Linked DNA regions of Mus musculus: all the other regions are linked to region 1. The links are chromatin loops, found by intact Hi-C in ENCODE. Cell type or tissue: left cerebral cortex. All regions are shown on one strand.

Region 1 (8,000 bases):
GTAGTGTAGATGTTTAAGACGTATCTAATACAGGCATGATGGCACACACCTTTGATTCCAGCACTCAGGAAGCAGAGGTAGGTGGATTTCTGTGAGTTAGAGGCAAGGTCTAGGACAGCCAGGGATTCTAGACAAAGAAACCCTATCTCAAAAAAGACAACAACAAAACAAACAACACAAAAGGCATACATATTGGTTTGCACAGTGGAGATGAATTCTTGCTATACTAATTACAATCTCTGTAGTGAAGGTAAGGAAAGGGTCGATAAAAGATATATATGAGTATAAAAGTAACAAAGGATTCTGGGTGAATGGTTTAATCAAATCTGCAAAATGGAAGAGGAGCAGACAAATGTTTTGGTTTTTTTTTGTTTTGTTTTTTTGTTTGTTTGTTTTGTTTTGTTTTTTTTGGGGGGGGGTGGTTCAAGACAGGGTTTCTCTGTAGCCCTGGCTGTCCTGGAACTCACTTTGTAGACTAGGCTGGCCTGGAACTCAGAAATCTGCCTGCCTCTGCCTCACAAGTGCTGGAATTAAAGGCGTGTGCCACCACGCCCGGCTTGTTGTTTTTTGTTTGTTTGTTTGTTTGTTTTTATCACCTCATTTTACCAACCCTCTGCTTCTGGTAAGAAAGTTAAAAATTAGCAACCAAAGCAAGGTCAGCCAAGGTGGAAAAAAAAAATCTCTCTTTGGGCTGAGCTACAAATGGCATCTATTTGATTTTCAGCAATTCTAACTCAGTTTCCAAAAGAAATTTACATGTGCAATGCGGAGGGGGGGGGCAAAATGTGGCTCTTATTGTGAAGGAGGCAACTCCCAAGATGCACTTCTCCTGTATGAGAAACCGTTCAGCCCACATCGCTGGTTCGATTCTGTGGATCATAAGTGAGCTATAAGTAAGAAGCCAGCTGGTCTCCAAGTAACTCTAGGCAGACATGTAGGCTGCCAGTTGAGGGGAATGAAATGACAAACACATGTTTGTGTACAAATGGCCACACCCACAAAGCCAAGGTCTGTTACCAGTGTGCATGTGTCATGTATGTACATACACACACACATGTACGTGTGTGGATGCATTTTTGTCACAGTGATTGTAGACAGAATGTCTACACAGGAGGTAAGGGTGAATAAAACATAAAAGTAAATATGAAAGCAGCACGAGTTGTTTGGAGTACGTAAGTCACAACTCACCTCCGAAATATGACTCTTATTTGGGACAAGACACTGGTCACAGAAACCAACAGCAGTGTGATGTCAGAGTCTAGGTTTTGTGCCTGTTAAAGGGGACTAAACAGTTAGGGTGGCGTTCAGGAGAGTTCTTCAGGGGGTCTTATTAAAGCTCAGAAGCTAGATATGAGTCTCAATGGTTAAACTCATTGGAGGACCAAGGTTTAGAGTCCCAGTAAACTGTCACAGCCCCCATGCTTTCTCACACTTGGTCTGTAACTCCAGTTCCAGGGGATCCAAGGCCTCCTTCTGGCCTCCACAGGCACCAGGAAAACACACATTGCACAGACATACACTCACCCATACAGATAAAAAAAAAAAAAAAAAAGATGTCTTTTTTTAAAAAGCTCAGAAATACAAAAAATGCCCATCGTAACCAGCTACACTCTCATTTGTGAGTGATTTTTCTCTCCGATGCTCAATCAAAATCTGCAGTCGGGAATTTGGACGGAAACATGTCCCCAAGGAATAGGGGACTCTGCAAAGAGCTTCATCAGGAGATAAAAATGTACCAAAGCCCAGGATGTCTTATTTTCTATAAACACTTCCTGTTTTTATTAAGACAGCATAGACATATAACACACCATATTGTGGTTCCTAATATCGAAGCCATGCTACTTTTGATAACCAATAAATTAGCCCACTCATGTGATAGATATAAATGCTTCACTGGAGATAGTTAATACAGAGGCATCATGCAGGCTTCATAATACACGAGGAAGAACAGCACACCCCCAGGGGCATCAGTGACTTTTCTTTTCACAGCATGAAAACCATCTTTTCCCAATTTCCAAAAGGTGGAATGAGGCATTTGTTTTCACACAAAATACATTTTAGATCCATGGTTTTTTTCTTTTAAAAAGGCAATCCCATCAGGTGCTGTACACACTCACAAACCATTCCTTTAGTCTCAAAATCAGGTCGACATGTATTTTTTTTTCCTATTTAGTGTGGATATTCCAGTGATTCCGTGGCAACAGAAAGTTAAACTCAAAATATTCTAAATGTACATTATCTTGATAACCAGAGGCAGCAACACTTTCATTTTATCTTTGGGCGTTATTATATGTGTTTTCATGTAGTTGAAAGTTATTGTTTCACAGTATAAAATCTTGAATTACTAACACACCTTGATTTTCTGCTTACTGTTTTGAAATGTGTTTGGGTCAGAGGTAAGAGAGAAGTGACACCGCTCAAAACAACTTCTGGAGACCTTAATGTGCAAAACTTCCAGATTTATATATTCAAAAATAAATTATTTTTAGTGAAATTGGGGGTGGGGGAGTGTCACGGGAAAAGGGGAAGCTTATAGTTTATACTCTGAATAAATAGCTTTCAGTGTCTTCCAGGCGGGGGCAACAGTCAGTCAGTTTTGAGAGAAGGGAGGTCAGGCTCTTTAAGCTCCCTGAGTCGAGTCCGGTTACAGAAGATGAAAATGATTGCCTGGCAGTAACACTGTGAATAAAACAACCGCAAGCCTCCAGGAGATGGGACTTCTGGGCTTGGCTCCAGCCACCAGGCGGAAAGCAGCGGATCACCAGCGAGTGCGCGCTTGAGGGAGATCTGAGACTGCCCTGGACGCGCATGCCCGCTGAGCACCTGCCCAGCTCCGCACAGACGCCGGCTAGGGCAAGGTCTAGCCTGACGCTCAACTCTAGGCGCGTGGATACGGACTGTTCATCAGTCTCTGTCCTCCCGGGATCTCTGAGATTTGAGTTTACATCTTATTCATTTTTCCTTCAGAGGACTCAAGTCCATTCACAACTGTTGCGGAGAAGCGCGCGCGCGGTACTCCTAAATGAGCGCCCAAGTCCTAGGCTCCAGGAATCCGCTTTCTGCACATCCTCAGGCTATGGGGTAGGGACAGTCACACACTTTGGCCAGCGTGGGAGTGACGCATAAAGCAGAGGTTTGGGTAAACGGGATCCCCCCACACACCAGCATCCCTTTCTCTTCTGTTTCCCTCTCACCGAAGGTAAAGGAAATAGGGAACAGAAAGACCAAGAGGAGGGAAACTGAGGCTCCGCAGTGATTCAGTGGTCCGCGGTAACAGACGAAGTGGGGAGAAACCCCAGCTCACTGAATCCAAAACTGGATCCTATGGGGACGCTGAGAGTAGGCGACGCACCAGGAGCCGGGTGTGACTTTCCCCTACGTATCGCTCCTCCGGGCGCTGCCCAGAGCTGCGGCTGCCCGCGCCCTCGAACCACTGCCGCCGCTTCCAGCGGAGCCCGCGGCCGCCCCCTCGGGCCGGTACTTGAGCCAGCAGATGATCCAGGTGACCACCACGGAGAAGAGCGCTAAGATGCTAGCCACGGACAGGCAGATGGGTCCCACGGGCGAGGGCGAGGGCGATCCGGTAGCTGGGGCGGGGCCGGGGGACGAACCGCTGCTCGGGGATCCCCCACCCCCGCCGCCGCCGCTGCCGCTGCCGCCGCCGCCACCGCCACCGCCGTAGTGGTTGACGAAGATGAGACCGGTGAACAGCAGCACCACCATGGAGAGGAATGAGAAGACCACGCACACGCAGCCGGCGGTGAGCGCCGCCCGCTTGCAGTTCTGACAGCTCTCGTAGGCGCCCGGGGCGCGGAGACCAGGGCGGCCCCGAGATCCCGGGGCGGCGTCCTCGGCGGGTGGTGGCGCCGGCTGCGGCGGCTGCGGGGCGGGGATTGGCGGCGGGGCGGCGGTGGGCGCGGGGCGGCGGGAGGCCAGCGGCGGGAGGCGGTCCTGGGGCAGCGGATCTTGTGCGGCGCGCAGAGCCAGCGGGAAGGCCTCAGCGAGCTTGGTGTTGTTGGGCAGGCCGTGAACGCGGCTGTCCGGCAGCGGCGTGCGGTGGCGGCACACCGGGCACGCGATGGCGCCGGGCGGGCCGTGCCAGGGTGGCGGGCGCGGCGCGCGCTCAGGGACCGCGCTGGAGGCGGCGGCAGCGCGGAGCTGCAGCTGGCTCAAGCACTCCTGGCAGAAGGTGTGCAGGCATGCCAGCAGCTTGGGGGCGCGCCGGTCCGCGTCGAAGTAGTTATAGCAGATTTTGCACTCGTAGTCCTCGAGCGGAGGGAGGCTGGAGACGCTCGCAGCAGCGTCCCGGACTCCCGTGTCCCCGTCGTCGCGAGCTCCAGCCGCAGTACCCCCAACTCCGTCTCGGCTCCCGGGACTGCTGCTCCTGCTCTGGGTGCTGCCGCCGCTATCGTTCGCAGGCGCTGCCATGGCATGATACGCCCCTCATCGGGGGCTAGGTGAGGCACCGTCCTCCCCCTAAGCTGCCGCCCGGGCTCAGGGCGGGGAGGAGGCGCTTCTGCCTCCCCCCTCTGACTGCTGTCGCCTGGCAGGGGAGGTAATCGCTGGCTGCTGCGCCCCCGCCCGGCCCTCTGGTCCACCCACCCCACCCCACCCCACCCCAGTGCGGATGCTCTTAGTCCTTCCAAGTCCAGGGGGCCTGACTGAGGCACCCTTAATCCTCTCTACCTAGGTATCCTGACAACTTTCTGTATCCGTTTATGTTGGACTTAAAAATTGGGGTTCAGGTGGGCTTGGAAGTGTTGCAGGAACGTACTAGGGGGTGCGGCTGCTTTAGGCTGCTCCGTTTTGCCTGTACACACAGCCTCTAAAGATGGTGTGCTACTGGGACCTGCTTTTTCCTTTTTCCACTTCCTCAACATCACTCCTCCCACCCCTCCTTTTTATCTGATTTCTCCTTCCTTGTCTGGGGCTAGGTCCCAGGAGAAGTCTCCTCTCCCCCCTACCAGCAAGTGCTCACCGTGATGTAATGCAGGACCCGCGCAGGGAGGGGAAGCGGCGGCCTCGGCAGCCTGGCAGAGGCGGTTCCTTCCCCGACTGAAAATCGTGATCTCATGTCTCAGTCCAAGGGCGAAAGCCAATAATTCCCAAGCCATTTACGCTTTGCACTTTTATTAGCAGGGCCCAGGCGGCGGTGCAGGGCTCATCTCAGAGTGGAAGCAGAGAAGGGCATTTCCCCCCTTTGGAGGAAATTTGGGAACTGGATAATTCCCCTTTCTTCCTTGGAAATGTTGCTTCCTGAGTTTAAGGAGAGAAGACAGATTGGGAGCAGAGTCCAGCTGTTTTCCTGGCGATGACCACTGTAGATGCAGCTGTTTCTAGTACCAGGCGGTTACAGAGGCAGAGAGAGGGAGAGAAAGTAGTTGGCAAGGAAATTCACACACTGAAAAGCCCAGTTTCAACGCAGCTGCTAGCCTCGCCCATCTCCTCCTTCATGTGCCCACTTTAACTTTAATCATCAGGATGCAGAGAGCACAAAACTCTCGACCTAATGAAAACGCCAAGGTTTAGGGAATAGAAATCCACAGGGACAAGTCAACAAGATGTAGCTCAGTACAGTAAGGTACAGAAGGGTTTGGGTACAGCCTGCCTTGGTGATATTTAGATATTCTTAACTTCTCCTTTCCTGGTCTCTCCAGGTGCCCCCTCCTCTGCCCTGTGAGGAGGAAAATGGCCACTTGTCTCCCCAGTCGGTAAAGAAGGGGGAGAAAGATGGCTTTGTAAAATTTTTTTCTCTTCTCTTCCCTCTTCCTTCTTCCTGACCATAGGAACACTGCAACTTCTACCCTGTCTCTGAAGATCACACGTTTCCGTGGGAAATAGCTGAAACAAACAAACCAAATCATGATGACTGGGAAGCACAGTAAAGGGAGAGGACAGAAAGAAACCCTGGAAGAGTCAACAGGAGCCTGATGAAAAGGCTGGGGATGCAGCTTGATTGGTCATTTGGGAGAGTGCTGGCACACAACCCCAATGGCACCCCCAGCAGCCTGTAATTCGAGCATTTGGGAGGTGGAGGCAGGAGATTAGAGATTCAAAGCATCATCAGCTACATATGGAGTTTGGGGCCAGGTGTACATGAGAATGCCTCCAAACATAAAACAAAAGAAAATAAGTTTCTGGGGTGGGGGGATTCTAAACAACTATGACATTCCTGGAGCATTTGAAAATAAGTATATTTTTACTCTATGTGAATAGGGAGTGTACTATGTCTTAAATGTAAGGCCTTGTGTTAAACTTGTTTTAAAATGTTAACTTTCTAGTTTCCAGTTTTCTAATTATTATTTGGGGCAATATTGCTTTTAGATATCTGTGATGGGGACAGTAATGAGAGGTCAGGATCAGGGGACAAAAAGATTATCCCCTGGCTTTGAAAGGTTGCAGACTGACTCAAAGCTAACTGGAGCTTTAGAAGTCTTTCTGCTCCTCAGGTGTCTACTTTTCGCATGTGTGTCTCACACAGTTTCACACCGGGATCTTTAAGTTCTGATTAGGTGTGTGCTATGCTTACCACACTGCTCAGACCTTGAAAGAGTGTCTCAGGGAGGTGCACAGAAGCAAGAGGGCTAATTTGCATCTGTACAGCCCTCTTCACCCAGCCAGCATCATGCCGAAGGTGCACAATCCTTCACGTAAGAACCCCGAAGACCTGTGTGTTAGGACATAGGAACATAAGATGTGTTTGGGCAAAGCACATAAGCTTTGCAGCTATAGCCTGTCGTGATTTTCATCTTACACCAGGCTTTCTCACACCAGCGCTACTGACATTTTGGGCTGGATAAGTGTTTACTGCAGGTGCCATTCAATGATGACCAATGTGAAGTGGTGTCTTTGGCCATTACTCATTTGAAGTCAATAGTGAAGCATTCCAGCTGTGACCATCAAAACTTCCCCTCCACCACCAGAAACAAAGCATCCCTGGCTGATACAAAGACCACAGATTTGCTTTACTTGAGCTCTGAACCAGATCTTCCAGCTCTTATCCAATGTAAGCAAACAGCGTTGCCAAGGCATTTATCAGGCTGTGACCATGTCTCCTGTGTAGCTCATGATGATTTAGGTCCCAAAGTACGGAACAATCTTTGAAAGACACGGGTATAAGACTGGCCCATACTTTCTGTCAACAATTACAGGACTTTGGTTAACAATGACAGAATTTACTATGTTTGGATAGGTTTTTGGGGTTTGGTTTGTTTTGTTTTGGGCACGTATCCCAAACTATAACTCAGGCTGGCCTGGAACTCACTAGTGCCCAACACAGCAATCCTCCTGTTTCAGCCTCCCAAGTATTAGAATCACAGGCACAAACTACCACCCCCATTGTGATACCATTTTGATGGGAACACAGCATCCCAATTATTTTATATCTTCAGAAGAGATGTTCATCCTTAGGACTCATAAAGGTGTTGTGTAAGGACTTCCTTGGGTCAATGAGGAAGGTCTGTAACATCCAGAAAGTGTTTGGTAGGCCACAGGCACCTGACCTAAGGAACCATGAAGCCCAGTGCCAGCCATATTGTCTGCAAGAGTAAACATAAAAGTGTGGTCATGCTGGGACCTGGAATTTTCCTGGGAAGAAAACTGCTGAACTGGACCTTAAGTCATCACCAAATAGCTCAATATGCGTGCCAGCTTTTGAATTGGGTTTACCAGAATCCTGTTCATATCTTGAACATATCAAATACTATTATTTGCTGGATTATTTAATTTTTGAGGAACCAAGTAGATGGGAAACAACCATGGCCTCAAAAATCTCTTGTCCATGGTCTCTTCCATGCCCCCATAATGAATATTCTGGTTTCACAAGCCTCTGTCTTGACAAAGGATTTAGGGAAGCTGTTCTCAACCTGTGGGTCGAAACCCCTTTGGGGGTGTCACATATCAGATATCTTGCATATCAGATAATTACATTAGGATACCTAACAGTAGCAGGATTACGGTTATGAAGTAGCAAGGAACTAATTTTATAGTCGGGGGTCACC
Region 2 (8,000 bases), 240 kb after region 1:
CGCCATAGTCTTATGCGTGCCCGTGTTTAATGTTCCGTAACCCGTGGCAGATAAGCACTGACATCGCATGTGTGCATGTGTGTACGGATAGTATGCTGAGGAACAACCCACACGAAGACCAACCGTTACGGTGTGTGGTGGCCATGATGCTGGAGGGAGGAAGAAGAAATACAACTCTGAAACAGACCTTGCAATTAAAGGCTTAAAACATAAATTCCTTATTTCCACATGCACTTAAGAAGGGTAAAAAGAAACAGACCGTCTTCTCGCTTACAGAGGCGTCTGGGACAAGGTGAGTGTTTGGGAACCATTTCTCTGTAACCTGGAGGCAGGGAAAATGGAGTTCAAAGCAGGAGCCGCTCTGGAAGATGGAGCAAGGTCTGAGGGAGTCAAAAGCTCAGAGTAGCTGAGCTTCGAGAAGAAAGGGAGGCTGTCTAGAGCTTATGTGAGAGCTCGAACCCAGTGCACTTAGTACAGCAGTGACCAAGTCCAAACCGTCTGAAACCATGCACGTGAGGCTGCTCCTTGGATGAGCGGGTTATGCTGATCTGCTCCTAATGACGTAAGCCCCCAACCCCTTTACAGAGCAAGCCAAGCTCACCCACATCCTTAAGTTCCTGTTCCTTTTAGACCTGCTCATCCTCGACCCAGAGATCCGCTTTCTTGCATTTCAGTGAGATTCGAGGCATAGTGGCAGCTTCCACAGCACTGAGGGAGGAACTGTGACTACAGGACTCAACTGTGTTTAAACCGTGGGAAGGCCTGATTGTGCAAACTGTGCTAGCTTTTCCAGACAGGCAGCCTTTTGCTCATCCCTGCAGTTTTCCTGGCTTTTAAAAATATTTTGTTTACGGTTTGGTCATTCCTGACATTGAAGTGAATGACGATTAACATCTGAAAGCAGCCAGTAACTTTCACAGCAGCCTTGCATGCTCGCCACAGCTACCCTCCCTGCTACAAAACTAAAAACTTACCCTAGGGCAGAGTCTGTACTCAGTTTCTTGTTCCAAAAACACATGCCACTCTGTCCACCAAAAGGGGTAAATCAGCTCAGGCCCCTGAGTCATGACTAATTGTTAAAAGTGTTACAGCAGCTTCGGAGCTTGAGGCTCAGCAAATGCAGTGGCTGCTCAGCCTCACACAAGCCAAACGTGCCTGATTTACAGTGAAGTCTTAATGCCTGAAAAGTGTGCCTGACTTGGTTTCAAAACTGCCAGCCTGACAGCCTCATTCATCACGATGGCCAGTGAGAGCAGTGCTCGTTAGAGTAAAATGTCTGATTAGGTCAAGCAGGGAAATGGGAGTAGTCTTTTGCTTGCTTTCAGAAAAACTTGGGTCAGACAGGAAAAGAAAGAAATTTAGATTCCATTCTTGTCTTCATTTTGGAAGCTATGTTTGCCAAACAGACACTCATATGAGGCTCAGGGGTGCTAGGATTTTCTCGGCATTACAGAATGAGTTACTGGCAGTCCTAGGTCCATTCTCTGCATTCCCAGGGTACTTTGCACATTCTCTCCACATGGAACATGGATACACGGGGTGGCCAGTGAGCCCCAGGGTTCTGCCAGCCCCTGCCTCCCTGGTCTTGGTAAGACAGGCACATGCTGCCAGGCTTGGTTTCTCACATGGGTGCTGAGAATCTGAACACAGCTCTACATGTAGATGTGGCAGGTGCCCTCTTAGACTTACAGTCCTTTCTAGTTTTCTATCACTGTGGTTAACTAGACCACCTGGTTCCTGCTTGCCACACATCACCATTTTTTTGAACCCCATAATTTTGGGACTGCTCACTAAAGAGATTTGGGAAATCTCATTATTAATTGGAAAATCCCTCTATCAGTTATTTTGGTAGTTTCAAAAAGTTTCATTTAGGAACATATGGCCAGGAGAGAGAGGACTTCTAATTTGTAAATGGTAAATTACTCAAAGAGAAATCTCTGTGATTTATTGATTGACTGACTGATTACTGCTATGCCAGTGTAGTTTTCACCCTGTAGACTCAGACAGAATTAATGCCAAGAACTCCCAGGGCAGGTAGCTTTGCATCCAATTTTGGTATTCCATGGCAGAATGCAGCAAAGCATTTCTTCCAGAGCTGGTACCACCCAGATCCACTTAGGTCTGAACATCATCTTTCCATCCTGGTGAGCTTTAGTATCAAGACCAAAAAGCATGCGGCTGCCCGAGGAGAAGGAGCAGTCTTTCACTATCAAGCCTGTGGGGCTTAAGGTAGCCTCGGGACTCTCCGGGTCCCCTTTCATTCTGACAGTGCTTAGCAGGCAGGCCTCTGCCCAGGCTCCCCGCCTACACTGCAACAGTGGCAATGGGATCGCCCAGTGCAAGGAGGTGACTGATTTTTACAAGTAAAGTCTTACATTTAAAAGTATGGTTTAGGTTTCTCATAAAGGGGAAAAAAACACAAAAGAAGAAAATCTAACAACACTAAGTCCCTTAAAGATTAGGATAAAAAAATCAAGGAGCATTGTCTCTGCAAAGCACAGTGACACTGTTGGCCACCCTGGTCTTTAAGCACTACAGCAGAAAATGGACATGACCCGAGCCAGCAGCATCTGGCCCTAGGACTGCCAACACCCTAACAAGAACAGGAGTCATCACTCACTATGTGGCTAAAACTTTCTAAATGCAGTTTCACTCCATCCTTACTGCAGCTAATGAAGCAAGTGCTGTCATTACCCCATTGTACAGATGAGAAGACAGTCAGAGTTCAAATAAACTGTGTACCATAGAAGCATAACTAAAACCCACGCCTTATGGATGTAGTCTGCAGAACCCAGACTCACTACTGCCTCCCTACAGATGCTGTAGACCCTTTCCTGTAGGCCAGATGACTTGGAGGGATCATCATGTACTTATTTAGAATACCGCCTCAGAAAAGTTCTTGTTATGAAATAAGATCCAGGCCTACCTAAACAGAAAACATACTCCATCTCAACAAAAGGAAACATGTTTTCAAGTCGTAACCTCAGTGAGTAATTTAACTTCCCTTCATTTTTCACATGCTATTGATATGATAGAAAATATTAAAGAAGCAGTACAAGCCAATGCAAGATAAAGTGGGATCAGAAGGAAACAACCATGGAGAAATCAATAGACAGCTTCAACTAGGACGGGCACAGCAAAGGGTCAGAGTTCTCCCCATGAGAAAAAGCACTACAGAAATGCAGATGTCTGAGCTAAAGAACAACAATTAAACCCAGCTCAGGTACAAGCACTGTAGGGCTGAAACACAACAGTGTACTGCTCCACGACTATAGCCAAACTCTACAGCAAATGTGGTACCGAAACCGTGCAGTTACCTTAATCCTGTACTTATAATTATGAGCACACCACAGAGGATCAAGACAATATGAAGGTCAGAGGATAAGTGTGGAAGGAAAGCGTCAACGTTCACAGATCAATGCCACACTGCACCCAGTATCTACACCAATGGAAAAACTGAGCAAATCCTCAACTCTTTACAGCTGACACTAAAAATGTTCTCTCGTTTTTAGTATAGATTTGTCACTTCAAAAAAAAAAATCCTACAAACTACAGCCTGGAGTTAAAAACCGCTCACAAGCATAAGCGCTGATGTATGAAATTAAAGGAAGGCTGCCAGCCACGTGGTCACTTGAGGCACTGATCACTGCGGGTCACAGCACTTACATGTCTAGACGAACAACTGAACTTGAGCTTGTCTTAGAAAGAGTCACTTCCAGGAAAACCAGGTTTCCAAAATTCCTAAATTTATATTTATTGAATGATCATGCATTCCAAGTGTTAGACAAAAAACCCTGCTATACTAAGCTAAGTACTGTGAACTTCCATACTTCAAAGGGGAAACGTATGAAACCTATTCCCAATCACTGTTGTCAGTCAAAGCCTGACCGCAGTACCAGGCCACAAATGTCCGGGTGCAGGAAAGGAAAGTTTCAGAATGCTCTGGGAGCCTTCCATTCTTCCTTCCTTCCCCCCGGCCCCCAAGGCTGGTACTGAGGTAAGCTCAGGGACCCATGCTTAGTTTGAGAATTACCAACTCAAGGATGCTCTGATAGTGATGTACTAACCCGCATGTACACTAAAGTACTCTGAGGAGGGTGGTAGCACTATGGAAGAAAGAAACCTGTCTGCGTGTACAGGAGTAAGCATGCTAACGTCTCTAAACAGAGCTGGAATTCACACAGTAGAACACATGCTTAAGTATGCAAATCAGAGGTGGCTCACTCTTACCTTTGCCAGAATCTTTTACTACAACGTCAGAGATTTCAAACAGTTTGAGAGGAAGGGGCATCTTCCGGTTTGCTGCAATGGTCTTTAGAAGGCCAGGAAGAAGGGTAGTGCGCGCCACCTACAGGAAAAGATGGGAATTCACACTGACTCAAGAACTGGCAAACTCAGGAGTAAAGGAGACAAAGCCGGCCAGCTTCCTGACTTCAAGGAAAACTTTTGGAAAGGGCGATATCTTTTTATTTTTAAATTCTCAAGTCCAGGTCACTAAAAGAACTGAAAATATTTTCCATTCCAAATTGACAAAATAAACACCAATAAATATAATTTATACAGTGAGAAGCAAATATAATGATTACTCCTATCTAAAGATTAGCTATTCCATTATAATTTTTAAAACTAAACTAGGTTTTCAAAGTTGCACATATGCAAATTTTTATATTCTGCCTCCTTTCACAAAGTAATTGAAATAGCCCAGGCTGGACTCCCAAATGCTCACATTTAACCTATACTTGGTTCTTACATGCTTTGAGCTAGCTTGCTCAATCCCTCTTACCTGAATTTTCCACCTTATAATTGACTTTTACTTACTATTCTCTGCTTTCTCATCCATTTATAGTAACTGTAAGATAGATAGATAGACAGACAGACAGATTGATCGATCTAGTTTTCTGATCCTAACAGTGAAAATTGTGAGTTCAAGGCTAGCTTGGGTAACATCATTTAAAGATAGTCTGAGGGGCCACCAAGATCCTGTGTCTCTAGCCCACCATGGGGTCCACATAGAACCCAGGCACTTGGGAAGCTGAGGCAAGAAGAAGACTGTCACGTGCTCACAATCAGTCTGGGAGATACAGTGAGTACCAGGCCAGCAAGACTATCTCTCAAACAAAGAAGCAAAGTGGTTTCTTCGTATTTAGCTGTTAAATCTGCTTTTTAGTTCTTGCCCTCTAGTTCCCTCCTTTCTACAGAGGATGTTCCAAGATGCTCTAGCAGTACTGGAAACCAATCTCCATACAGCCGTAACTATGATAACAGTGTATGCCCTGGGCACAGAAGAGATCAGTTATGACGACTAATAACACACTGTAATAAATGTTAGTCAACACAATCTCTTTTCAAGATACCTTATATTACTATAGAGCTTAGTGATCTTATATTGTTTTGGGGGTCTTGGGTTTTTTACCCCGTAAATTAGACATTTTCGCCTTTTAAAGGTTACTGTTTGGCCTATCAACCATGTGGGTTCCAGGGATCAAATTCAGGTTGTGAGTCTTGCTAGTAACCATCCACTGAGCCATCTTGCATCTCAAGTACATCTCTAACTCGATGTACTAACTAAGTGACTTAGGGTTTCTATTGATGTGATAAACACTATGACCAAAGCAACTTGGGAAGAAAAGCATTTATTTCATTTTACTGTTCCAGTTAACAGCCCATTGTTGAGGGAAGTCAACACTTTAATTCAAGCAGAACAGGAACCTAGACTCAGGAACTGAAGCAGAAGCCATAGATGAGTGCTGCTCACTAGCTTGTTCCTTAGGGCTAGCTCATGTCTTTTTAGAGCACCTAGAACCACCAGCCCAGGGGTGGCACCACCCATGGTGAACTGGGCCTTCCTCTATCAATTGTCAAGAGAAAGCACCATAGGCTTTTCCACGGGCCAATCTGCAATCTGATGGGGCCATTTTCTTCATTGAAGATCCAAAGCAAAAACAAAAAAGCTCTAAACTAGTTTCTAAGTTTGTCATTCTCCTTAGTATAGTGATAATATCCACACTTATCAATGTTTTTAATACACATAACTCTTATTTGCTTAGTTCAAATTCATCAGCAACAGAAAAATTTAAAACCTGAATCTGGTCAAACTTTCAGCTCTAATTTATGAGAAATATAGGCGAGCACTAGGATATATTCAGCAAAATCCTAAATGTGGATTTTGCTTGCAGAACAAAGGGCCCATATTTTTAAACAAAGTTAAAGAAAGGAATTGCGTCAGAAAGATGACAAGGTGTGGAGCGAATGATGGACTAATAACCTACAGACTACGCTGGAGCAATCAGTCAACTCTAATGTACAACCTCAAGGGAATCCCAACTGAAAAGAGACAGCTAGGAAGTCTTACACAGTGACAGCCATTTGAAGACCTACTAATATTACTGTTAACCTGGGGACAAGTGAGAATACTACATAATCTTGTTTGTAATAATTGCAATAAAAATTTACATGCTTTTACTTGCATATAGTATTTTTCTTCTCCTGCCCATTCTATAAAACATCCATTGTCAGAGAAGAACACAAAGTTAAGAATTACACAGAAAAAGAACATGCTTGTACCCAAATTATAAGCCACTTTCCATTTAACTTAACCATAAATAAGTACAAACCTGCACTCTGTTAGGTAAAGCAGGGGTAATGCAGAAGCTGCCCACTCTAAAGGACTCGAGCATGTTAAGCCACATGTATGTACAGCGAGCATGTACTCGAGCATGTTAAGCCACATGTATGTACAGCGGCCGCTGAGGCACTTCTGATCTGCTTGCCCTCAGTTTATATAAAGTGGAGCAGGCAGCGTACAAACTCAGAGAAATATAACAGTTATAGAAATCTTGAGAAATAAAAAGTTTGTGTCACACTTGATAAATGAAACTGGGGTAGAGGGATGCGTTTAGCATCAACAAGTAAAAGTCCACTCCTATTCAATGAATAGTGCTATGAGTAAATATCAGTGTAACTCTTTTGCTACAGTAGGTCGTTCTATAAATAAAACTCAGAATTTTTAAGGGTAAACTTTTCCAGGTCCTGGAGGATTTTCTAAAACTAACCCAGCATGCATCTACCTTTTACACACATGAGAATCAAGTCCCATAGAGACTATCGCAGTTCTCTAGTGTCACCTTCCTAATCCCAGATCCTTTGGTTCTAAGATTTGTCAAACATGCAGGACTGCATACGCAAGAAAGCAAGCCAGAATTCACATACATAGGAAGACAGACAGTCAGCTATTAGCAAAGCTGCTATAACTTGAAATGGACGTCTACAGCTAACATCCTAGTCCATACTCTGAATCATTTAACACGATTGCTAGTGCAGGACCATTCCATTTAAGTCTTCCTAAACCCTGTAAGAAACCGCCAATAAACTCAAGAGGACAATGAAAGCCACAAAGAACAGTTGTTCGAAACTGGCAGGATGGCATATGGAGAGACACGGAGTGCATTTTAAATCCACCTACTACAAATGAATGGGAAAGAGAGGAAGCAGGAGTTTTAAGTAAATATCAATTATGACGTGAAAAACACAGGTAAGGGTGGCTAAGCCAGCAAGATGTAGCAACAAAGACTAGGCTGTGAGCAGGGGAAGGGGCAGGGGAGGGGGCTTTTGGAGGGCAAACCAGGAAAGGGGATAACATTTGAAATGTAAATGAAGATAATATCTGATAATAAAAGAGTAAGCTAAATGTGAGCACTTGGAAGTCCAGCCTGAGCTATACAATGAGTTCCAGGACAACCTGGGCTACAGTGAAAGACACCATCTCAAAGACAGAAATAATAATAATAATAAATATTATATATTTTTAAGGAAGCTAACTGCACTGTCTGGTTAATAATTAATAGTACATTTGCTTACCAAGCACACGGCTCTGGGTTCAATACTAATACATACACAGAGAGACAGAGGGGCAGGGGGACCAACTCCAAATTATCTAAGGAAAGTCCATTAAAATGTTCTAGGGATTCACCCCTGAGGTACAAGTGAGGAGAGCTTGCTCC
Region 3 (8,000 bases), 200 kb after region 1:
ATAGAGCCCAAACTGGCCTTGAACTCACCATCCCCCTGCCTCCACTTCCCAAATGCTGAGACTCCCTACATGCGTCACCATGCATTCACCACCATGCCCAGCTAACAGGATGTTGTCTGAGGACTGGGTGGGGCACAGATTCTAGGAGATCCTCAGCACAGTCTAAGAAGGTAGGAGTTCAAAGTTAGGAGCCTCTCTAGGTCTCTGGGGGTCCCTTAAAATGCAGCAGCTAACACTTGGCAGTGTTAGATGGGACCAAAAGAGCCTGAAAGCATTTCCATTTTCATTTGTTTAAAGTATTTTCTTAGTTAAAAAATTGACAGTTATTGGCATAAGACTTTATGAATTTGGGACTGGTAAGATGGCTTAACGGGTAAAAGATGCCTGGTTAGCACCAAACCTGATGATCTGAGCTATTCCTAGCAACCACATGGTGGAAAGGACCCAACTCCCTTTGACGTCTACAGGCCCGCTGTCACATGCACACATGTGCACACACCATATAATGTAATCGTTCAAAGTTTTATGAAGTCTAGCACAACACATAAATTTTTTTTTTAATTTAAAATTCTTTTTTTTTTTTTTAAAGATTTATTTATTATTATATGTAAGTACACTGTAGCTGTCTTCAGACACACCAGAAGAGGGAGTCAGATCTTGTTACGGATGGTTGTGAGCCACCATGTGGTTGCTGGGATTTGAACTCTGGACCTTCAGAAGAGCAGTCAGGTGCTCTTACCCACTGAGCCATCTCACCAGCCCCCCACATAAATTTTTATAATCACCGTCTCAGTATGGAATAATCTCATTATCCCTAGACTGCATCATGACATCCTTTTTGGTCACACAGGATAAACCAAGTCCCCTAGGCAATGGCTGATAACTGTTCTCTGTCCCTGATGTTTTTGTCTTTTAGAGAAGGCCATATAAGTGGAACCAGGCAGTATGTAACCCTTGGAGCTTGGAGGCGTGTTCCAGTCAGAAGCATTTCCTGGAGGGTTTATCCATGTTGTACTATGCGTCCGTAGTTCATTGCTTTTTTTTTTTTTTTTTTTTAATTGCTGAAAAGTATTCCAGGACCTGACTGTGCCACAGAATTTTTTACCTTTTCATCCTGTCAGGAATCTGGGGTTGTCTCCAGTGTGGGGTGATTATTAATACAACTCCTATAAACATTCAAATACCAGGAGTCACAGAAACACCAGTTGTCATTTCTCCCCAATATGATTTGATTCTTCCATCTTCTTCTGAGTAAATAATAGAGTATCTGAAGTGCTGGAAAGCACAGTGCATTGTGATAGTGTTTCTGCTGTAAACTGCCCAGTTTCTTTACTTTCAGGAATGCACATCTCTCCTGTGGTATTTACTCTAGCCAAGTGGGTTGAAGGACCTAATGGGTCACCCATCTGGTAATGTTTACTATTCAGGGTGATTTTTTTTTGTTTTGTTTTGTTTTTTAACTCAGTAAAGAGTTTAGAGCCTTCACACTATCTGCCAAAAAAGGGTGGTGCCACCTGTAAAGACTATGACAATTCTTTGTGACATAAGGGGAATATAATAAGATTACATGGCAACGAAACTATCAACCACTCACTCAGAAAGAAATTCAGAAATTTCTTCTTGAAATACAGAAGTGCTCTTGTAAGAGAGTATGTGACACCATAGCATGGTGACTATGTATAGTATTTCCTATCTTCACTTTAAATTCTTAGATCTATACTTCCTTTGCATACATACTATAAAGTAAAACCATGTAGAGATTGCATTTCCCGTGCTAAGCAGGCATTTTTCTTTTCTCTCCTGGCAGGATATCCTGGGTGGCGTTCTGATCACTGCAGTCCTCATTGCTCTGACCTACCCTGCCTGGACCCTCATCGATTCCCTGGACTCTGCCAGCCCCCTCTTCCCTGTGTGTGTCATAGTTGTACCGTTCCTCTTGTGCTACAATTACCCTGTGTCTGACTACTACAGCCCGACCAGGGCAGACACCACCACCATCGTGGCTGCTGGGGCTGGAGTGACCCTGGGATTCTGGATCAACCATTTCTTCCAGCTCGTGTCCAAGCCCACCCCATCTCTTCCTGTCATTCAGAACATCCCACCCCTTACCACTGACATGCTGGTTTTAGGTCTGACCAAATTTATGGTGGGAATCATGTTGATCCTCTTGGTTCGCCAACTGGTGCAAAAGCTCTCCCTGCAAGTATTATTCTCATGGTTCAAGGTGGTTACTAGGAACAAGGAGGCCAGGCGAAGACTAGAGATTGAAGTCCCTTACAAGTTTGTTACCTACACATCTGTTGGCATCTGTGCCACAACCTTTGTGCCAATGTTGCACAGGTTTTTGGGATTGCTCTGAGCCCAAGACAGTTAGGAACTAGTCCGCTAATGCGAGATGCAAAATGGAGAACGCTGTCGATTCAGGTAATCTCAATGCCTCCTGTTTAAGGAAACCCTAAGTCATAGTTTTGTTTTGCTGATGTAACATAGATACGGCTGCTGTGGGATTCACCTGTAAGGACACCAGGCTCAAACCACAGCTGAGCTCTGCAAGATCACCCCTCCCCTTTCTGTTACATGGACTTGGGACACGGTCTTGGGTGGACAGGAATTGTGGCCCAGTTTGCAATGGTTACAAGCCCCACCAAGCTCCAGAGACCCAGTAGACTTGAGGTACTATGAAGGCAGGATAGTCTTTTCAGTTACAACCTTGCCTGATGCCGAGTCTCAATCCCCAAACTGGAGTTTGGTCTGGGAGTAAGGGTGGCACCATGGAAAATCTCAACTCATTGGACAGAATGGCTTCTTGTGCTGTCATCAGACTGGACTGTCCCTGAGTGGGTGGTGAGACCATTCTAAAATAAAGTTTCCTGTGAGGACACTGAAGATAGTAGCAGAGCCATGAGGCCACCGGAAGAGCTTGCTTTATTTACCAACTCATCTCCTCCAGGAACTATTAGTGAAGCAAGATGCTGATCTGCCTTGCAGACAGTCCACAGCATCCAGTGATTCGGTTTCCACACTAGTGTAAGCAACGCACGACGGGCTGCCAGCTCCTCACAGGTGGAAATGAGGACACGCTGCGACTCCTGCCCTCACCTGCCTCGCCTTCAACACCTTCAGTTGCTTGAGCTTCCACATAAGCCTGGAAGACACTGAATCAGCACAAGAATGGATGAGCTTCGTCCTCTGGAAGCCCTCACACACTGCCTCATCCCTGTGACTTTACCTTTCGTCATTGCTTGGCTACTTTGTATAAATGTCTTCAGTTATTCACCCTCTAGACAAAATCAGGGACTCCCTCTCAGTCTTCCCACTCCTTCTTACCTCTTTCTTGGCAAGATTTTTCAGTTAAGAACTTTAAGATGTTTAGACCTGAAGAATTTTAGCACAAGAAAAGCTGCAGCCTATTTGGAGAGAATAAGCGGGTTAACTGTAGCTCCTGTTAGCCCTAGAATGGTCCTCCTTATCTCCTTAGAGCTAAGAAGGTGTGCAGGACACCCACAGCAGAGACCTCCTTCCCTGGGCTCAGCACTTCGGAATAAGCACCAGATGCAATGACATCCCGAAGGGTTCGAGTAAGTGGTAGTCATTGGTCATTTGAGGGATGGTGTCAGTAAGCCAGTGCTTCACTATATGCTCGTACTGGACAAATCACCCTCTGACCCCCAAAAGAGCTAAGGCTCCAACTTTTGCATTCAGTGTAAACACCAAAGCCAAAATTTTCTCTGATTTTGAGTATGTCCCATGGTCTATGGTTGGAATGATGTTCTTTGGTACTGAATGTAGTGTTTTAATTCCTGAAGAATAATTCTTGGACTGGGCATGGTTTTAATCCTAGAATCAGAGGCAGGTAGATCTCTGAGTTTAAGGCCAGCCTGGTCTACAGAGTGAGTTTCAGGACAGCCAGGGCTACACAGAGAAACCCTGTCTTGAAAAACAAACAAAAAGAATAATTCTTAACAAAATGCCCATTTTTAACTTGACAATTCTTCTCTTCTTCGTCATAGTTAAGAACAGGAATGCAAAGGCCTAGCACTTGCCAGGTTTTGCTGACAGTATTTCAGCTCCGTGGCTGGGGAGCCTGGAGCCCTGGTTTACAGGTGTGCTTGCCTAGGCCAGCCTCCAGTTGTGCATGGCTGTTTCTGTTGTTTCTCCCCCAACCCCCAAGCTACCAAACTAGAGCTTGTAATGCTGGCTTATATTCACACAGGTGATTTTAGTTGGTTTGTCTGAAGCCTAATGACAAAAGGCTCAGCTTCTTCTACGTGTATCTGCAACAGAAGGGCTGTATGTATTGTCACAGCGGTGGATGTGGTGATTAGGAAGTTTAAGGCCCAACAACATGGAAGTTGACAACTGAGTGAATGCATTCGAGGCTGTGTTTACATAATTTAGATGGAGGATGAATATATTAGCCACACAACATTAAACAGTGTCCTAAGAATTTGTCATGACTGGTCACTCTTGGATGGACTTGATACAAGAAAAGGGAGGGAGAAAGTATTCACTGTAGATGCCAAGTTTAGTTTTGGATTCCTACAGTACTGATTTTAAATGCTATGGCTTGATCACATTTTGCCTTTGGTGAGCCTTCTCAATTCACCAAACTCACTTCTTACAGAGCAGCACCGGCATCCTAGTAAAGTCTCTCTTGGGTCTCTTTTCAAAACACTTTGTCAGTTTCTCTCTGGAGAGAGAGTGCCCCCTGCTGGCTTAGCTTGTCTTAGTCCAGAGGCCCTCTTGCACTGGGCTGGCCTGGTCACCAGAATGTGTCCCTGTTAAGTCTAGGCCTGTCCTATGCGGACACCAAAGCTTTTAGCTTCCTCTGGGAATCAGGAAGAATAACACATCCTTTTCTCATCTTGCTACTACTCTGGGCCAAGTCATCAATGTAGAACCGGCCTTCCAAGCCGCTGTCCATTTTGCTCAGACCTGTACCTTATGCTGGAAAAAGACATAGGCAAGACCCTTAACCTAATACCTTTCATGATAGCCACTAAAACCACTTGACACTGTGCCTGGTAACTTGGGTTTTCTTGCCGAAATACACAACTCATCTTCCCAGGATAATCACAGCATGTGGTATTTCAGACCACGTGTTTCAGGTTTCTATTTTGGAAGCTTTCAACTGTCTTGCTTATGCAGTGTATGTAAATTTATTCTTTTTTAAAATAAAATCTTTTTGTTTGAGTATGATTATTAAATGCTTTAAAATCTAATGTTTTGTTTCTGTGGATTTTTTTCTTCCTTTTTTTTCTTTTTCGAGACAAGGTCTCAGTCTGGGACCCAGGTTAGCCTTAGAGAACTAGAATGTTTTCGTAGATAAATGGCTGAGGTGTTTAAACACTCCTCGCACCCCCTCCACCCCAGTCAAGCTTGCCCAACTGTATGTGATGCTTTGTCTGGCTTTAAGCACCTTGATTCGCAATTCAAAGAAGATTGTTCTTAGATTCCCCAGTTATGTACAGGGTTAAGTGAGGCCACATTTATACTAAGAACTGTGTATACTGTCACTCGTGCGCTGGGCACCTAAGGGATGTCAAAGCTCTAGCCTTTTCTGTGGAGTTCTCCCAGGTCAGTGAAGACACAGGTTCATAAAATTTTAAGTCAGAGCTGAACCGCCAAGGCTGTGTGGAAAAGACCAGGCCATGGGAGGCAGCAGGACAAGTATCAATTTGGACATGAGAACAAGAGCAAGTGCAGTCTTTATAGAGGGCATTGCAGAAGCCAGGCTTGGAGGGGAGACCAGGTTGCCCAGGCAGTGGGGTGAGAAGGTACAAGAAGATACTCGGAATCTAGGGACCAGCTGGACAGAGGCACTGCCCGGGCTCTTACAGGGAAAAGCCAGAACAAACCTGCATGGTCACCATGTGAGAACTGGGTGATAGGTATGGTGTTCTCACAGGCTCCTGCCATCCTGATTCAAGTGTTTCAGTGTGCCCTGGATACCTTCACCCTTGCACCTCTGAACTGCCCGCTGCCGGGTTCCCTAGTTAGAAAACATGAACCTGTGCACACCACGATCCTTAGGCTTCTCCGATCCAGTCCTCAGACAACGCTTGTAAACTCTTTCACTGTGGACAGGGTTTCTTGTCTCCCCATGAACGGATCTATTTCTCCAGCACAAGGTTACACGGACCCAAGCCAAGCACGCTTCACTTTAGACAGGGTTCTCCTACAAACCACGTGTGTTTATTTTGCTTGTATGAGTGTGTATGATGGTGTGGGCACCTGACACACACATCTTCTATTGCTCTCCACGGTAAGTTTGAGAAAGTCTTCCTCTTAACCTGAAGCTCACTATTTTGACTGGACTGCCAGACCAGCAAGCCCCTTCCTTGGATCTTCCTGTCTCTGCCTCCTAGTACTGGGCTCACACACATGACATCATGTGCCACCTTTACCCGGGTTCTGGGAAGTCAAGTTCAGGTCCTCTAGCTTTCACAGTCACCCCTTAACCCAGTCAGCCATCTGCTCAGTGCTCTGCTCGTCTTGTAAACTTTCAGTATGCTTTGCTGTTCCAAAGTCATATGGCAATTCTTCCTTCCTCACAAACATAAGACTTTAATAAATTAGTTTGGTCTTACTATACATCCGTTGTTTCCATGAAGTGGTGCACACCTGTAGTACAGACTCACATACTTACATGCATACTAAGACGGGAGATGAATGTGGGCCATGCATAGAATGTTAAATTTTTAAAAACCATAGCCACATGAGACAAGGGAGCTATATGAAGCCAAAGACATTCCTCTTCCTTCTCCACGCCTGTCTATGTGGCATGCAAAAACAAACAAGAAATGCAACAGTGGCGCGCTAGGAGTTCCGGCTGCTGCCACTTTTTCCACACTCAACACATCTGCTAGCCTTCCTTTCTCCTCTTACTGTGTGACATCACGATTGCCTGGGGTGGGGCAAAGCCAGATTCTTCCCAGTGAAGGTATTCAAAGAAAGCCAAACCTTTTGGTAACAAGTCCAACTGGTCCTCTCTTCACTGAGGGTGGGGGTGGCAACCTGATGCTGCCTTAATACATGTACCTAAGAGGAGTTCATAATGTGCCCAGAGAGGATAGGGGACTCTGGTCTGCTGCTGTGTCACCTGGAAACCATATGGGTGGCCCTGAGGGAACAAATTATGCAGAGCCCACTAAACAAAGACCATCTTAACTCATCTCACTTCGACACTGATAAAGAGCTGTAGAAGGTTCTAGAAGATGAATGACATCCATTACACCCTATACAAACCCTAGCCCTGGGCTTCCTAGTGACCCATATACTCCAGAGTCTGTCGTCGTCGCGCCCCCCCCCCCCAGCAATCTTCCTACAGCAGTTTATTTGTGGGGTGCCTGTCTGCTTATCCTGCTTCAGGTGACTCCAAGTGCTCCTTCTATAAATGAGCATCCCAAAACTCACAGTTGAGATCTCTGATGGACCCACCCACCTCTGTCTAGGTGTGTACTCCCTATCTGCCCAGAACCCAGTGAGCAGTTTACCCAGACTTGCCTCTAACAGAACCATCTTGCCTTGGCTCTTAGGAAGGGCTTGTTTGAAGGGCCAGCATAGTGTCCTCCTTCTTGACAGAAAGTGGCAGCTTCTGGAATGTAAGTTCCTTTGCCACCAAGTGTGGTATCAAAAAGGCACATTGTATCCTTCCTGTCACTCTTCTGAAAGGGCTCATTTGCATGAAGGCCTCTGATTCCTCTCTGGGGCCCTGCCTTCTCACATTCGCTAACTGAGCTGTTTCAAAGGTTTTCTAACACACAACCACGCCTCAGTCCTAGCCTGGCTTCCTTAAACAGAAAAACACTTGACTAAGAGCACTGAAGCAGTCATAAGAGAGACCAAAAAAAAAAAAAACCCAGCACAGGACTTTGCTTGGCCAGACACAATTCCTCTCAGCCCATTGCTGGAGATGCTAATTCAACCGAGTCAGGCTGCCCACATCGCTGTTCTTTCTGCCTGCTGGAAATTCAAAGCCACACAGAGGATCTGAACTC

Evidence for each region. A loop is a pair of places that touch in the nucleus more often than their neighbours do. Peaks named below come from ENCODE experiments on the same cell type or tissue, not always from the same donor. Only the 100,000 strongest peaks of a DNase experiment are listed, where the experiment ranks them.
Region 2: it touches region 1 in a loop (2.4-fold over the local background); 4 of 42 quality-filtered maps call a loop at or near these places.
Region 3: a loop joins it to region 1, with 6 times the contacts of the local background. A loop is called at or near these places in 19 of 42 quality-filtered maps.

The regions. Positions count from the first base shown.
Region 1 is chr1:78,213,214-78,221,213 of GRCm38, forward strand. It overlaps Gm2102 (predicted gene 2102), which reads right to left and starts at 5,057. Exons shown (of 2, transcript NM_001378660.1): 1 at 4,979-5,057; 2 at 1,751-4,543. The coding sequence starts at 4,428. The coding sequence ends at 3,376. In left cerebral cortex, a CTCF peak has its summit at 4,214; DNase peaks (open chromatin) are centred at 2,810, 3,700 and 4,183; H3K4me3 peaks cover 1,410 bases.
Region 2 is chr1:78,450,524-78,458,523 of GRCm38, forward strand. It overlaps Farsb (phenylalanyl-tRNA synthetase, beta subunit), which reads right to left. Exons shown (of 17, transcript NM_011811.4): 15 at 4,231-4,348. Among named protein-coding and RNA genes, the nearest start is that of Farsb, 34 kb to the right of the region's middle. In left cerebral cortex, a CTCF peak has its summit at 4,358 (motif pointing left); DNase peaks (open chromatin) are centred at 738, 1,225 and 4,341.
Region 3 is chr1:78,415,068-78,423,067 of GRCm38, forward strand. Sgpp2 (sphingosine-1-phosphate phosphatase 2) reads left to right here. Exons shown (of 5, transcript NM_001004173.2): 5 at 1,808-5,219. The coding sequence ends at 2,359. It also overlaps a transcript of Farsb not described here. Among named protein-coding and RNA genes, the nearest start is that of Gm51634, 62 kb to the left of the region's middle. In left cerebral cortex, a CTCF peak has its summit at 4,722 (motif pointing left); a DNase peak (open chromatin) is centred at 4,706.